Linked DNA regions of Homo sapiens: regions 2, 3, 4 and 5 are each linked to region 1. A link is a contact called in ENCODE Hi-C or POLR2A ChIA-PET data. All regions are on one chromosome and are shown on one strand. Each heading gives the region's core, a stretch centred on a gene start or an enhancer-like site at or near the end of the contact. The rest is flanking DNA. Distances are from core to core; before and after follow the strand shown.

Region 1 (2,921 bases), core at 216-2,715:
GGCACTAACTCTCCTTTCTGAAAGCGCTGTCACCCCGTGGTTTCTCCTGCGGTTCGACCGGCGACCCTCTCCGCCCTCCCTGCTCCATCTGAGGGTCACCGCCTATTCGTGACCTTTCGGCTGATTACTAGAGTGTCACAAAAAGGCACCTTCTCCCCCTTCCCGAAAGCTCCATTTCTATAACTCAACCAGCCGTCGGGGACCCGGGGCCAGGCGGGGTCAGACGGGACGGGCGGACACTGCCCGTCACCCCGGGGCTCCGGCCCTCCCGCCAGCCGAGGCTCAGTGGGCAGGGGGCTGGGCTCCCCCGACCCCGGGCCAGGGCGGATCGCGGGCAGAGGTGGCTCCGCCCGGGGCTCCGGTTTCAATTTCGCAACGTGACGGTGCAAACCTGAGGCCTACAAACGCCAGCGGCGACGGTCCGCGCCCCGCCCGTCCGCCAGGCCCGGGCTCCCCAGCTCCCCGTACGCCGCGGCCGCCGCCCGCCCACCGGGCCTGGCGCCCCAGCCCTCATGCGGCCGCCGGCCCCCGGCACCGCGCGGCGCCCGTTCCGGCTCGCGGCCGCAGGTTCGGCCGCGGCACTTACTCAGCTCATCCTGGGAGGCGGAGGCGGCGGCCGCAGCCATGTTGCGCCGGGGAGGGAACGAGGGAGGGGCTGGGGGGGCAGGGCGCGGCCGGGGGGCTCGCGGCTCGCGGTGCGGCAGGGGCCGCGAGCCGCCTCCGTTCACTCGGCGCGGACCGCGCTGTGCCCCGAGGCCCGCCCGCCGCCGCCGCCTGCGTCCTCCGCGTCGCGAGCGTCGCCCTTCGCTGCCCCCGCGAGCTCGCGACTCGGGCGCTCCCGCAGCCTCGCGCCTCTGCGGAGCCGCTGCCGCTGCCGCCGCCGCCGTCTGTGCGGCCGAATCCCCGTGCGCCAGGCCCGCGCGGCGGCTCTGCGACTCCGCGCCGCGCTCGCCCAACTCACGCCGGTTTTATATTTAGAAAGAGCTGAGCCATCCTCCCAGCGGCCCCCCCGCCGGGCCCCTCGCGCGCCCGCCCGCCCTCGCTCGCTCGCGGCTCGTCCTGCCCACCTGTCGCCGCCCGCCCCGCGTGCGCTCCCCGCGCGGACTCGACACGCGGCGGCCTGTGCGGGCGGCCCGGCCTAACCGCGCCGCCGCGCGCGCAGGGCCAGTCCCCCGCGGCCCGGGGGCGGGCCTCTGACCTGAGTCGGAGCCGGTCTCCATGCCGCGGACGCTGCGCTCGGCGCCGCGAGGTGAGGGCTGTAGAGCGAGGCGTTCGGCGGGCCGGGCCCCGGGGAGCCGCGCGCCGCAGTCCGTGAGGGGCTGGGCCGAGCGGGCCCGGGCTGCCCTAGCGGCCGGGGGAAATCCTCGAGGCGGGGCCGGAGCGCCCTTTTCCGAGGTCTGCGGCTGTCACGTTGGCTGGGCCCGACCTGGGGAAACACGCCTGTCCAAAGGAAGAGACGTGGACTCAGAAAAGTAGAGCCGGGCTCGGAGTCGGCGGGAGGAAGCCCCGCCCTGCGCCTCCCGCCGAACTTCTCGGCCCCGGCGCTGACTCAGTCCCGGACGAGCCCCTGCGCCGCAGCGGCCCCCGACAGCCCAGTTCTGGTGTGGAGGTGGCTGGTGCTCCCAAAACGGCTAGCGGGAGCAGGGGGTCCACTCAGCCCTGCAAAAGTTAGATAAGGCAAGATTCCTAAAGTTCACATGGAAGTATCTATGCCTATGTGAGCTCTGAGATTTTGTTCAGATACCCTATGTTCTTTTCGGTAACTAGAGTGATTTATTTTCGATATGCTGATTTTAACTTTCTGCCTTCGCTTTGTCCGTGAGGTCATGTACACTTGCAAAATGAAATTCAAATTCAGGGGTTGCATAATTGCTGTACTTTAAGTGATGGTACTGTCATAACAAATTAGATACAAGATCAGATACTTTTTTTATATAAGAAGAAATCAAGTCTTAAATAGATTGAAATTGCATTTATTCCTTAAAGCAGAAATCTATAAAGCCCTAAGTAATGTCTTAAAAATGGAATATATGTCATTCCTGTTGTAACATAGGCCAAGTACAAGGTACAACACTGAAGACATTTTTATTTCCTTTATTGTTTTTGTTATAGAAATTATACATGATCTTGGGCCGGGCGCGGTGGCTCACGCCTGTAATCCCAGCTCTTTCGGAGGCTTAGGCGGGTGGATCACGAGGTCAGGAGTTCGAGACCAGCCTGGCCAACATGGTGAAACCCTGTCTCTAATTAAAAAATACAAAAATTAGCTGGGCGTGGAGGCGCGCGCCTGTAATCCCAACTACTCGGGAGGCTGAGGTAGGAGAATCGCTTGAACCCGGGAGGCGGAGCTTGCAGTGAGCCGAGATCGCACCACTGCACTCCAGCCTGGGGGACAGAGCGAGACTCCGTCTCAAAAAGAAAAAAAAAAGAAAAATTATACATAATTTTTGTAAAAAAAAAATGCAAATGATTTGGAGTATCATAAAATTAAAAGTGAAAGTCCTTCCTCCTAGCCCCACCATCCCACTCTGCAGAGAAATTATGACTAACAGTTACAGTTAAGTGTGCAGAAGACCTTTTCTCTGGACATATATATACAGCCCCATGTATGGCTTTGATGGGGACAGGTTTCTACAATAAAGTTCTGGATCAATTATTCCTTCACACACATTGTTCCATGTTAATTCAAAACACTGCACTACCATCACCCTTTTTTGTTTGTAACTTCATACTACACTAAGTTAACCAACCCCTTTTTTCATGTATGCTCCTCTTTTATTTGATGTTGCCTCCAAAATAAATACACAATGAACTACTTACAAACAATAGAGAGGTGTATACAGGTCTTCTCCCAACTGCATACCCACCATCCCCCCTCATCCCACTCATGCCCATAAATAATCCCTATTAACAGTTTGGTG
Region 2 (2,921 bases), core at 165-2,664, 1.9 Mb after region 1:
CCAGAACTGAGAAATCCAAAGCCCCACAAAGGCCCAGGAGAGCAGCTGTCATGCAGTTCTGAAAAGAGATGAAGTGTTTATTCAGCCAACCCACATTTCTTGAATATCTACTATGGGCCTGCTGAAGTGCTAGACACAGGGATTAAAGAGAAGAATGAGACCCCAGCCTTGCCCTGGGGCTTTGAAGAGCCTGATCGCCTCTGGGGTTAGCCATTTAGACGTAGGAGAAGCTGCCATTCCCAGAATCCTAGAATATCTTGGCTAAGAGTCTTCTTAAAGTTTGCTGATTGTATCACTGAAACAAGGGTGAAACTGGGCTCAGAGAGGGGTAGACACAGGCCCAGGATCACGCAGTGGGTCAGCGGCAGATCTGGGGGAAGGTCTCCAGCAGCCCAGTCCTCAGTGCCCACCATGACACCTCCATACTTTAAGGATAGATATCAAATCTGTTTCCCAGCAGGTTGGGCTTGTGGAGAGCTTTGGGTGAGCCAGACTCTGGGCCTGGCTGCTGTTGGTAGCAGGATGGTTAAGTATGTGGGCTCTGGAGTCTGATAGATGTGGGTACAAATCCTAGTTCTGTAGCTTTCTAGTTGTGTGACCTCAGTTTCTTCGTTTAGTAAATGGGGACTAGAACCGACCTCAATGGGTTGTTGTAAGAAATGAATGGGTCAGGCCGGGCGTGGTGGCTCACGCCTGTAATCCCAGCACTTTGGGAGGCCGAGGTGGGCGAATCACCTGAGCTCGGGAGTTCGAGACTAGCCTGACCAACAGGGAGAAACCCCATCTCTACTAAAAATACAAAAATTAGCAGGCGTGGTGGCACACGCCTGTAATCCCAGCTAGTTGGCAGGCTGAGGCAGGAGAATCGCTTGAACCCGGGAGGCGGAGGTTGCAGTGAGCTGAGATCGCGCCATTGCACTCCAGCCTGGGCAACAAGAGCGAAACTCCGTCTCAAAAATAAATAAATAAATAAAATAAATGAATGGTCAATGCACGCAACGCTTAGTACAAAACGGCTGTTATTGTTTTCACCTCCCTACCCCCCCACCAACCACCACCCGCACCTCGGGTTCTGCATCGATGGAGTCTGCCCAGGCGGTATCCGAGAGGGTGAACCCCAGAGAAGAGGTGCGGAGCCCCGAACCCGGGCCCCCAACCTCGGCTGCAGCGGGATAATCCAGCCCAAACAAACGCTCCACGGGACTCCGTGCACGGCTGCACCGCCAGGGCTTCAGGCGCACAGCACAATCTGGGGACGCAGGACTCTTGGTGCCACAGTCCCCGCCTCGCCCTGGAGCCGCCCTCCAGGCCCGCTATCTCCCCGCATCCAGCCCCCGCTCACCTGCCTCCCTAAGGGCTCCCGGCCGCTGCTCCTGTCACCGCTGTCTCCCGCTCCGGTCTCCCACAGACCGCGTAAGAGCGGGGGGGGCTCACCCGGAAGCAGCTTCCCCACGGTCCGCCCCCTCCACAGTCCAGGCCACGCCCCCTGAAGGCGGTCTTCTGGGGGGCTCCTCCGCTCCAGCCGCGGCCCCGCCCACACGCAACGAGGCCTGGCCAATTGGGTGTGTCGAGGGCCTGGAGGGCCCGCCCGTCCCCGCTCCGGGCCCTGCGCTTGTGCAGCGAACTGCAGGAGGGAGGCCACGAGGGGGCGCAGGAACCGCTTGGGAGGGTCCCTGGGTGTGAGCCGGCCTCGGAGGCGGTTACAGCCCAGGTTTCACTTCACAGCATTCCTTTGCCCAGCCTAGGGCAAACTTGGCTCTGGTTAATGGCTTGGTGAAAGAATAATTGGATGTCAAAGCCGTTAAAACAGCACCATTATGCCTAACACAGTATTAGCTAAGTCCATTTTTGCGGACTAAGCTAAAGTTGTTGAGTTCAGCGCCAGGCTTCCAAGTTTTCAGAGAAAATTTGTACCAGCTTCATTTATTTCTCAGGGTACGGCAATGCTATGAGTTGAGAGATGTGATGTGAAAGACATGGGCGTTTAGGAAAACTCCAAGTCTTGATAGGGGCATCAGACCTATGATAGGTACAATGATAGATCCGATCAAAGGTCTTTATGGAGATTGGAGATGTGCAGAGGCAAGAGGGATCTGGTGAGGCTTATGGGGCCTGGGTAAACCAGTAGGATTGGATGAGTAAAATGGCGATCGGGCATCATCGCCCTAGCGAAGCAATGCCTTTCAGGTGGTTCTTCAGGGATTATTGAAAAGTTGACTTTCAAATGTAGAGGACACTAGTGGGTTACATTACACTTATTCTCAGATTTTATTTCTCAGCCCGGTTCGGTGGCTCACGCCTGTAATCCCAGCACTTTGGGAGGCCAAGGCGGGCGGATCTCTTGAGGTCAGGAGTTCAAGACCAGCCTGACCAACATGGTGAAACCCTGTCTCTACTAAAAATACAAAAAATTAGCCGGGCGTGGTGGCGGGCTCCTGTAATCCCAGCTACTCGGGAGGCTGAGGCAGGAGAATCGCTTGAACCCGGGAGGCGGAGGTTGTAATGGGCTGAGATCATGCCACTGCATTCCAGCCTGGGTGACAGAGGGAGACTCTGTCTCAAAAAAAAATTTTTTTTTAAATTTCTCAAAATCTGTACCCCAAACCTGTTGTATACTTTATATTTTAAATTTAAGGGGCCTAGCGGCGTAAGGCTAGGGAAATATGACACTGCTTAGTTTCCAGCTACTGGAGTTCTGATCTGTATTCAACAAGGAAGGGGATAGAAAGCAAATAATGTTTGCTGTGCATTAAAGAGTCAGGGACAGTACCATGCATTTTACATTCATTTATCTAATCTTGACAGCAACGATGTTACTATTCTCACTTTACGGATTGGGAAAACAATTGCCAGCTAGATTAAATAATTTGCCCCATGTTACACTGGGCTCTCTCTGCAATGCCTGCTAATAACCACACTCC
Region 3 (2,921 bases), core at 176-2,675, 1.8 Mb after region 1:
TCACACATAAAGAAGTCATCGAAGCAAGCTGTTCAGTTTGGTTAATAATTTTAGCCTCCTATAAAAATTATAAAGGTCAACATGATAAGCATTAAGTGAAAATGATGGAAGTGAAAACTCCTTGAAAGTATGTACAGATACAAATTATTACACGTATCTAGGATGAAACTAAGGACTGTGAAGTATACAAAGGAAGAAATAGTTCCTTCTCCCATGAAGCTTAGGATACTACAGGTGATATTATCAACACAAAACACTGGCACATTACATTTCAAATTCCTTTGTACTAAATCAGGCATTATCTTCTACCAGATTCCAATGCAGACAAATGGTAGAGAAAGCCAAAGTTCCAAAGAGGGAAAGAGAGGGATAGGGATACCTAAAAGGGGGAAAAAAAAATCTATACATTTTACCTTTTCTGCAAACTGCAAAAAACTGGCCACTAGGGAGCAGTATAGATTAACAGTTAAAAGTGCTGGCTGTAGAGGTTAAAGGGCACAGGTTTTAATCCCACTACACCACCGATCCTGAACAATTCGTTTCATTTCTCACTAGACCTTAGTTCCCTCATCTGTATCCTACTCTGCTGTTGTAGGAAGTCAATAACGTAATACAGAGTAAGCTCTTGGAATATTATTTGGCATTTAATAAATGTTCAATAAATAACATCTATTATTGCTGTAATTGTTCTAGGGGGTTGCATGAGGATCTGGCCAGCTAGGGAAACGTCAATATTTTGAGGATCTCCCACCGCCCATGTGGGGATAAAAACCTTATCCTGTTCGTCTCTAATGCCCCAGCATCCAGCAGGGCAGAGAGACGTACAGAGTTACCTGACACCTTCCTATCCATCATCTTACTCTCAATCTGATACAAAGACCAGGCTGAAGACAAATCAACAAAATCAGGCCGAAGCTCCTCCGCCGGGTCTTTATTTGACTTTGGCACTAGCGGGCTCTTCTAGCTTAATCTCCCGCCGCAGCCCAAATCCACCGCCGAGCCATCAAGCTCAGAGGGGGAGCCTGGGAAGACTTCCGGACCATGGAGGAGAACAGTCCTCGTCCCCTAGCTCCAGGCCTGTACCTCGGAGCCCAGGCAAGGGTTTCTATGGTAACATGGTCCTCGGCTCCAAGAAGACGTAAACGCCCCCGTACGCCCGGGGGGCACAGCGGACCCCGGAAGCCCTTGACTCGCTCCAGAGTTCAGCCCCGAGCCGCGCGAGTCGACTCACCTACCTCTTTTCAAGCCGGCCTAGCCCCTTCCCGGAACCTCGGCTCCCCCCCAACGAAACTACTGCTAAGCCAACTGGACTACACTTCCCAGACTGCTTGGAGCCTCTCTCTCCGCAGAACCTCGTCTTCCGCGAGCTTTTCCTGGAGGTTCTAGGAGGGATGCCCCTCAATGCCACGACGCCATTTCCTACTACGACTTCCATCATGCTCCGCGCCGCTCCGGGGGCGGTGACCCCTCTTGGCCCACGTCTTGTCAGTGACGCACTTCCTGTCAGTGACGCACTTCCCCTCTGCTGGGCGCGCGGTGGACGGTCTGAAAGGGAGTGTTCGGGTTTCGCTGGGGCCTCGCGGCTCCAGAGCCCAGCATGGCTTCCTCGCGAGCCTCTTCCACGGTACAGAGCCCGGGATCCCAGCTCACTCTGGCAGGGAGCGCTAAGGGGGAAGGGGATCTCTGCGGGAAGGGGCCGTTAAGGAGCGGGAGAAGGCGGTGGAGGGCTGAGGAGGAAGGCTGCGGGACTCAGCGGTGTCCTACACAGCGGACCACCGTTTTCCTGATCCCTAAGCGCTTTCGTGGACTGTAGCTTATTTGCACCTCTCCCACTACAGCCCCAAAGGGCAAGCATCTCTTCCGACTCATCCAGTAACGGTGCTCTGAAATAGGGAAGTGTCTTGGCCAAGGTTTATGCCTTTGGCAGATCTCAGAATTTTAATGAGACCTACTAACTCCTACTACCTCACGTCTAGGAACGTTTGAAATGTATACACTTGTAATGTTGTAACTTGTTATCCTTTAGCACCGCGTTGGTTATTTCATCTATCCTTAGTATTTCCCCAGTGATAAGCAGTAATCCGGGAAGCATAAAACACGAGATTGAACACTTCCAACGGAATGAAGTAAACAGATTTCAGAGCAAACCTTTCATAGGAAAATACCCGAGAGAACCTCACTAGTTTTATTAATCCCATCAACCAAAGTGAGGGACTGAAACACCCTCACCCTACCTTCACCTCCTCAAATCAATGAAGAGCGTCTTAAGTAGTGTCCAATTTGTCCTTTCAATTACAGAGGAAACAGGACTGTGAAACTCAGGGTGAGCTTCATCCTCTGGTGAAGTCCGGTAAATTGCCAAGATTAAACCTTAGTTTAATGCAGATCTTTGATTTAGCAGGCAACCAAAACTAAAGCACCCGACGACTTAGTTGCTCCGGTCGTGAAGAAACCACACATCTATTATGGAAGTTTGGAAGAGAAGGAGAGGGAGCGTCTGGCCAAAGGAGAGTCTGGGATTTTGGGGAAAGACGGACTTAAAGCAGGGATCGAAGCTGGAAATATTAATATAACCTCTGGTAAGATGCAAATTGTGAGCCCATCTTTACCTCTTTGTGTAATGAATACCTTTCTAAACTTAAATACCACAGTTTTATAATGTCAAAAAATTACAATTTTTTTTTTTTTAAACAGAGTCTCGCTCTGTCGCCAGGCTGGAGTGCAGTGGTGCGATCTTGGCTCACTGCAACCTCCGCCTCCCGGGTTCAAGCAGTTCTCCTGCTTCAGCCTCCCGAGTAGCTGGGATTACAGGCGCACACCACCACGCCCGGCTAATTTTTGTATATTTAGTAGATATGGGGTTTCACCATGTTGGTCTGGCTGGTCTCAAACTCCTGACCTTGTGATCCGCCCGCCTCGTC
Region 4 (2,921 bases), core at 1-2,500, 1.7 Mb after region 1:
AGATGGCTCACGTCTGTAATCCCAGCATCCCAGCACTTTGGGAGGCCGAGGCGGGCAGATTACGAGGTCAGGATTTCAAGACCAGCCTGACCAATATGGTGAAACCCCGTCTCTACTAACAATACAAAAATTAACCAGGCATGGTGGTGCGCGCCTGTAGTCCCAGCTACTCGGGAGCCTGAGGCAGGAGAATTGCTTGAACACGGGAGATGGAGGTTGCAGTGAGCCAAGATCGCGCCACTGCACTACAGCCTGGGCGACAGAGCGAGACTCTGTTTCAAAGAAAAGAAAAAAAGCTGTGTGACCCTGAGGATTCTACCATTTACTGAACAAGCTCCCACTGCCAGGTTACATGATAATTTAACATGTATGTTTTCATTTAATCCCTATGACATAGATTTTATTATTATTTTCATTTTACTGACCAGAAAACTGAGGTTCAGAGATGTAAGCTATTTGCCTACGGTCCCAAAGCCAATAGTTGATGCGTATGGATGTGAACTGAGGTTAGCTCCAGGCTCAAGGTCTCTGCTAATACTGTCCTTAGTAAGGTTTCTCTGAAGAGCCTCTTTACTCATAGGCTGATTAGCAAAGGGTTCCTAAATATGCTTAAGAATCAATAACCATTAAAAATCCCTCACCCTACAAGAAACTCCCCATCAAAAAACTGGATCAGTGAAATGAACAGGCAATACACAGAAATGGAAGTACCCGTAAGAAAAATAGTTTACTACCCTAGTAATCAAAGAAAAACAAAATTACACGGGTGTATTCCTTTTGGCTTATCAGATTGGAAAATATTTTTCTAAAAAGAAAAATGTAATTATCTTGTAATGACTACACTAAAAATCTAGGGCATAATTGACTTAATTTACTCCAAATGTGTTGCTATTGCGTCCATAGCACGGACTTGCCCATTTCAACTCAATATATGTTACGCTTGGGGTAGTTTATTACAATGAGCAATAAACATTCTCATAATCGCCAAGACAAGCCAAGTGCAAAACAGGAAGGGCGAAGACAGAGGGCAGCAGGTGGTCCCTCTCGCTCGCGACTCCGGGAACGCCAAGCCTCAGCCCTTGGGAACCTGGGGCGAGGCGCCTGGGTCTCGGCCAGGGGGCGCGCCCGAGGACGCCGAAGTAGGGCGCGTGTGGGGACCACAACTCCCAGGCGCCCGCGCGCCGCCTCGCCCGGACCACGTGATCCGTGCGGCCAGGGTAGCTATCGCGGCGGCGGCGGCGGCGGCGGTTGAACTGACTCGGAGCGAGGAGACCCGAGCGAGCAGACGCGGCCCTGGCGCCCGCCCTGCGCACTCACCATGGCGGTAAGGGCCGGGCGCTACGGTGAAGAGGGTGGGCGGTTGGGGCGGGGTCTCCTGGAGCTGCCATCTCGGCACCCCGAATCCTCGCTGCCGCTGGCCCGGGGCTGGTGAAGGGTGTGTTGGCAGCATTGCCAACAGCTGGAACAGGGTTGGGGGACGCGGCAGGTATAGGTTGCGGTGGCTCTGTGGTTTTCCTCTTTATTTGTCCCTCCTGCTGGGAGGCAGTCCGGCTAGGCGAGCAGTTACCGAGCGCCCGCGGTGGCGCGGCTTGAGAGTGGGGGCGCGGTGGCTGAAGACAGCTGGGTCCGGGGCCCCCGGCCCCGGACCTCTGGCCGGCGCCCCAGGGCGGAGAGCAGCGCCTTGGGAGATTCCAGGAAGGCTTCCACGAAAGGGAAACCCCCGGCGCATTTCAGCCCGCAGCCCCGCGCGCACACCGAGCGCACATCCCCGGCCCTGCTCTTGTCAAGTTTGTAGCCTGATTCTTCGGGGAATAAAACAGAACCAGCTACTTTCCAGCTTCCCTACACTTTCAGTCAGAAAACAGCGTTTCAGACAAGCTGTTTTTCTTGGTAGGGTTCACCTGGGCTGGAGAGAACGACAGCTTGCAAGACTCGTTCGTCTTTGAAGAAGTCATATCATTTTCTTCATCCCATGAAGAATGTCATAGAATTTAAGATACAGGAAGCTCAGCCTGGGCAACATAGCTAGACCCCGTCTCTACAAAAATTAGCCACAAGTGGTGGCAGGCGCCTGTAATCCCAGCTACTCGGAGGCTGAGGCAGGATGAGGAGGATTGCTTGAGCCCAGAAGTTCCAGGCTGCAGTGAGCCATGACCTTCGGCCTGGGCAACAGAACAAGACGTCCTCAAACAAACAAAACAAAAAAAAAAAGATATAGGAAGTGTATGTAGGCCATTTAGTGAAATGATCAGCCGTCCTTTAAAAAGGGAAATAGATGGAAAGCACTTGCAAAAGTTCCCCAGCCAGTCAGCCTAGCAACTGGGACCTTCATCTCCTTCCCAACCCTTGTTTACAAATAAGGAAGCTTTTCTCAAAGTGTAAGTAACCCCAAATGAAGAAATATAGAAGAAAACAAGTTCCAGGGATTGCTCCCTCCTTCACCACAGCCCCACCCTGAAAAAAGCACAAATCAGTTAAACTTTCAGAGGCCAAGATTCATCCCAAGTAGGAAAACAAGATTGGGGCCCTGCCCCTTGCCTATCTGACCACAAAGCCCTTTAATTGAAAACTGTAGCCCAGATCGCTTCTCTCAAGTCAGGGTGTGCTGACTTCCATCTTTTCCTCTAGCAAAAAGGCAAAAGTAGAAAGGGTTGAGTGACAGGTGAGTCTTCGTCCCTCTGGGGCTTCGGACTCCGTGGGTGTTTCCAGCTCTGAACAAACCATACAGTTCATCTTCCCAGCTATCTCCTGCTTCTCTGGCTTCAGAACCATCCTAGCCAACTGCTCTCTGGCCAGGGCAGGTGTCTCTCAGGCGGCTTGGTCCCCAGCACCCCCAGGGAGCCTCCACTGTGCCTCCCTTTCTCTGACCTACAACCTGTTGTAATTATTTGCTCACTTAAATGTCCCCCCTCATAGACAGG
Region 5 (2,921 bases), core at 199-2,698, 1.3 Mb before region 1:
GGCTCAGGGTGTAGGGGAGAAGGAAGGGCACCTAAGAGAGGCTCAAAAGGAATAGAGAACTTGGCACATTTGAGATATTTAAGAGTAAGTTAATGGAAGAGATTTAAAACAAAACAGAAATAGATTTGGAGCCAGACAACCAAGAGCTCTATCAATCATGTTAAGGGTTGTAGACTTTAGAGTTTACCCTATGGTCAGTGAGAAGCCAGTGAGAGTTTTTAAAGGAGTAATTATCTGAACACAACCCCAAGCTGTCCTGCCTTCACTGTGAGTTGATGGACTAAATGTCTTCCTATTGTAATGCATCCATTTCATAGGCTTGGATTGAGCTCTTCCTGCTTATGAGCACTTCCGAAGGCAGGCGCCATCTTGGTGAACACCCTGTATGTTATGTGAGGGGCCATGCTCCCAATAGTGTGTGCATGTGTGCCCTCTGCTGATGGCACTTAGAATTAGAGACTAAAAGGAAGAAGGCCAGGGGTGGTGGTGCATGCCTGTAATCCCAGCACTTTTGGAGGTGGAGGCAAGAGGATTGCTTAAGTTTGAGACAAGCCTGGGCAACATAGCAAGTCCCCATCTCTTAAAAAAAAAAAAAAAAAGAAAAATTACCTGAGTGTGGTGACACATGCCTGTTGTCCCAGCTACTTGGGAAGCTGAGGCAAGAAGTTTGCTTGAGCCCAGGTGTTCAAGGCTGCAGTGAGCTGTGATCGAACCATTGTACTCCAGGCTGGGCAGCAAAGTGCCAAAAAAAAAAAAAAAAAAAAAGGAGAGAGAGAGAATAAAGGAAGCACCTTTGCAGGTACATGAGCCTGATTTGAAGGGGTAACTCACACAGTGCTGTAAAACACCCTTGAGGAAAGAATTAGGGGGTGGGATATCCAAACATTGTATTGAAGTTGCAGTTCAAGACCTTTTCAAATGTCTTTTCATATTGGGGTTGCCAACAGTTCTCACTTTAGTATCTGTGTCTATTATTAGATATCCTGGTTTCACTTCCAAGTTCTAAGTATGCCAGAGAAACCCAGTTAGGTGATGATTTGTTTGGTTTTTTGAGAGTTTCTGTTTTCATGCCAGATGTTGAATTTATTTACCAAGTCAGATCATTCACCCCGTGAGACCTACATTATGGAGAGTGGCAAAAGAGAAGGTGTAGTTTGCTATTAAGTTCCATAACTTGGGGTATCTGTTCATGTCTTCTAATTTGTGGAAAGATGTGATAGTTATAAATGTTACTTTTGTAAGCTGTACAGGAAGTGTTGACTTCTGCTGCTGTCTGTTTAGATAAGATTAGACATGAGGTGATCATTACATTATTATAAAGATTCTTAACTGGGTCTCTGTTCTTTCCCCTTCATTATCTGCAAATATCACAAAGGAAAGTCTTAGGAAAAATATGTTTGCGACTGTCCACACATTCTTCATGAAGCAGAGCTTGGTGGAGTGTGCCATGCTAAATTAGAGCCACATGAGGCACAGTTTCATTTGAGGTGCCCTCATTGCTCCATGGGGGAAGTCCCTGTGTCAGCATCTGACAGAAGGATTGATGATGAGAGAGCTCTCCATCAGTAGTACACAGTGCCTCTCTTTCCTGCAAGGCAGGCACCAACTGTGCAGCTTGTAGGAGCCCTTCTGGCTGTGTGAAGCTAGCTAAAGCTTATTGTGGAGTGTCCACAGATGGTTATTGTCCACCACCATATTTCTAGAACATTCTCTGGTTACAAAAGTCTAATCATGGTAGTTACAATTTATCAAGGCCTTAAAGCTGCATATAATACTAGTTATTTCACACTTGTCATTTCTTATTTTCTCACTGAATCCTCCCAACAGCCCTCTAAGATACAAATTACCTCAACTCTTGAGGCCGGATATATTTCTAGATTCAGACTTTTTCTGATTTTAGAGAATTTATAAAGTATATACTATTATTTAGAAAAGTAATACAATGAACATACTATTATTTAACACAACTGGCAGGTTCTGGGTCAACACCCTGTGATCAAATTAAATTTCTACTCTAAAACTTGAGAAGAAGAATTAGTTACATTAAGTGGGTAAAGACTAGGAGACCTTCATGTCAGCTCATGTCAGGTTTTGCTGCCAAATAAGTTATGAAAAATCTTTCTTTTCAGAGTTTTTTGGATTTGGGAATTATATATGAAGAGTTGTGGACCTGTAATAATATTCTTTTTCAAAGAATTACTACTAGAGCCCAGAGAGATTAAGTTGCCCAAGGTCACTCAGCTTGAAAATGGGAGAGCCTGGTTTCAAACTCAGGCTCTCATTTGTCTCCAAAATCCATCTTCTTTCCCCTACCTTCTCCTTCCCATTTGTTGAGCCTGCTCTATGAGGTATACAGTAATAGCTTCTCTCTCCAACCTGTAGCTCAGGTTCCCTCTACCCTTTCCCAATCTTATGCCCAACCCCTGCATTTTCCTGGGTCCTTCTTGATCCTCCTTTTAGGAGCCACTGTGGCTCTGCAATCCTTCTTTTGCGGTGGCCTGGGTGTATAAATTTGACTCTCAGGGGCCATGAAACAGTGCTTCCCTAGTGACCCAGGATGATTCCTTTCTGCTTTCAGAACTCAATTCCAATGCCCCAAATTACAGTAGGCAAAAGCACTCGGGCTGTCCAAAGATCTGAGCGGATAGCCAAGGGACTAACTTAGTCCACATCAGCCATCTAGCCTAGCTGCTCTTGTGAGTTCTTTTTGAAAGTTATTTCCCAGGAAGAAGCTCTGCCATTTACTCCAGAAACAGGTTCATTCCTTGAAAACTTCGAAAGAACTGGGTACTCAAGCAAGGAAGAAATTTTTAAATTTGAGGATGAGCAGGGATAAGTGTTCATTATTCTGTTAACTAAACATGAACATTTTTGGTGTACTAGGGTCAAAGTCAACTAAGTTAGTTGACTGGTGATCATTG

Evidence for each region. Hi-C counts contacts between places; a loop is a spot of excess contacts on that map. ChIA-PET counts read pairs that join two places held with the same protein, here RNA polymerase II (POLR2A). Pooled maps may share reads with other maps.
Region 2: a loop to region 1 is called in a pooled map, with 18 times the contacts of the local background. The contact joins the promoter of ALAD here to the promoter of ECPAS in region 1. A Hi-C loop is called at or near these places in 3 of 168 maps with a recorded cell type or tissue (CD8-positive, alpha-beta T cell and naive thymus-derived CD4-positive, alpha-beta T cell), 1 of 37 single-sample maps with no recorded cell type and 13 of 50 pooled maps.
Region 3: a loop to region 1 is called in a map of B cell, with 10 times the contacts of the local background. The contact joins the promoter of CDC26 here to the promoter of ECPAS in region 1. A Hi-C loop is called at or near these places in 4 of 168 maps with a recorded cell type or tissue (B cell, CD4-positive, alpha-beta memory T cell, gastrocnemius medialis and 1 more), 1 of 37 single-sample maps with no recorded cell type and 12 of 50 pooled maps. POLR2A ChIA-PET finds 5 or more read pairs at or near these places in 1 of 52 experiments (T-cell).
Region 4: a loop to region 1 is called in a map of naive thymus-derived CD4-positive, alpha-beta T cell, with 7 times the contacts of the local background. The contact joins the promoter of SLC31A2 here to the promoter of ECPAS in region 1. A Hi-C loop is called at or near these places in 1 of 168 maps with a recorded cell type or tissue (naive thymus-derived CD4-positive, alpha-beta T cell), 1 of 37 single-sample maps with no recorded cell type and 12 of 50 pooled maps.
Region 5: a pooled map shows a loop between it and region 1 (4-fold over the local background). The contact joins the enhancer-like site here to the promoter of ECPAS in region 1. A Hi-C loop is called at or near these places in 1 of 37 single-sample maps with no recorded cell type and 7 of 50 pooled maps. POLR2A ChIA-PET finds 5 or more read pairs at or near these places in 1 of 52 experiments (AG04450).

The regions. Positions count from the first base shown.
Region 1 is chr9:111,482,918-111,485,838 of GRCh38, forward strand. ECPAS (Ecm29 proteasome adaptor and scaffold) reads right to left here and starts at 1,466. Exons shown (of 50, transcript NM_001364929.1): 1 at 1,199-1,466. RefSeq lists silencers at 96-515, 786-905, 1,026-1,565.
Region 2 is chr9:113,399,870-113,402,790 of GRCh38, forward strand. It overlaps ALAD (aminolevulinate dehydratase), which reads right to left and starts at 1,415. Exons shown (of 12, transcript NM_000031.6): 1 at 1,343-1,415. RefSeq lists an enhancer at 571-1,151 and silencers at 1,167-1,216, 1,367-1,726.
Region 3 is chr9:113,274,147-113,277,067 of GRCh38, forward strand. CDC26 (cell division cycle 26) reads right to left here and starts at 1,426. Exons shown (of 4, transcript NM_139286.4): 1 at 1,236-1,426. It overlaps PRPF4 (pre-mRNA splicing tri-snRNP complex factor PRPF4), which reads left to right and starts at 1,512. Exons shown (of 14, transcript NM_001244926.2): 1 at 1,512-1,624; 2 at 2,402-2,579. The coding sequence starts at 1,598. RefSeq lists enhancers at 537-1,392, 1,160-1,499.
Region 4 is chr9:113,149,757-113,152,677 of GRCh38, forward strand. It overlaps SLC31A2 (solute carrier family 31 member 2), which reads left to right and starts at 1,251. Exons shown (of 4, transcript NM_001860.3): 1 at 1,251-1,324. The coding sequence starts at 1,319.
Region 5 is chr9:110,142,668-110,145,588 of GRCh38, forward strand. All of the region lies in intron 8 of PALM2AKAP2 (PALM2 and AKAP2 fusion), which reads left to right. Among named protein-coding and RNA genes, the nearest start is that of C9orf152, 64 kb to the right of the region's middle. Within about 2 kb of position 1,449, at least 7 of the 41 ENCODE cell types and tissues checked have a DNase peak (open chromatin) inside an H3K27ac peak, as active enhancers do.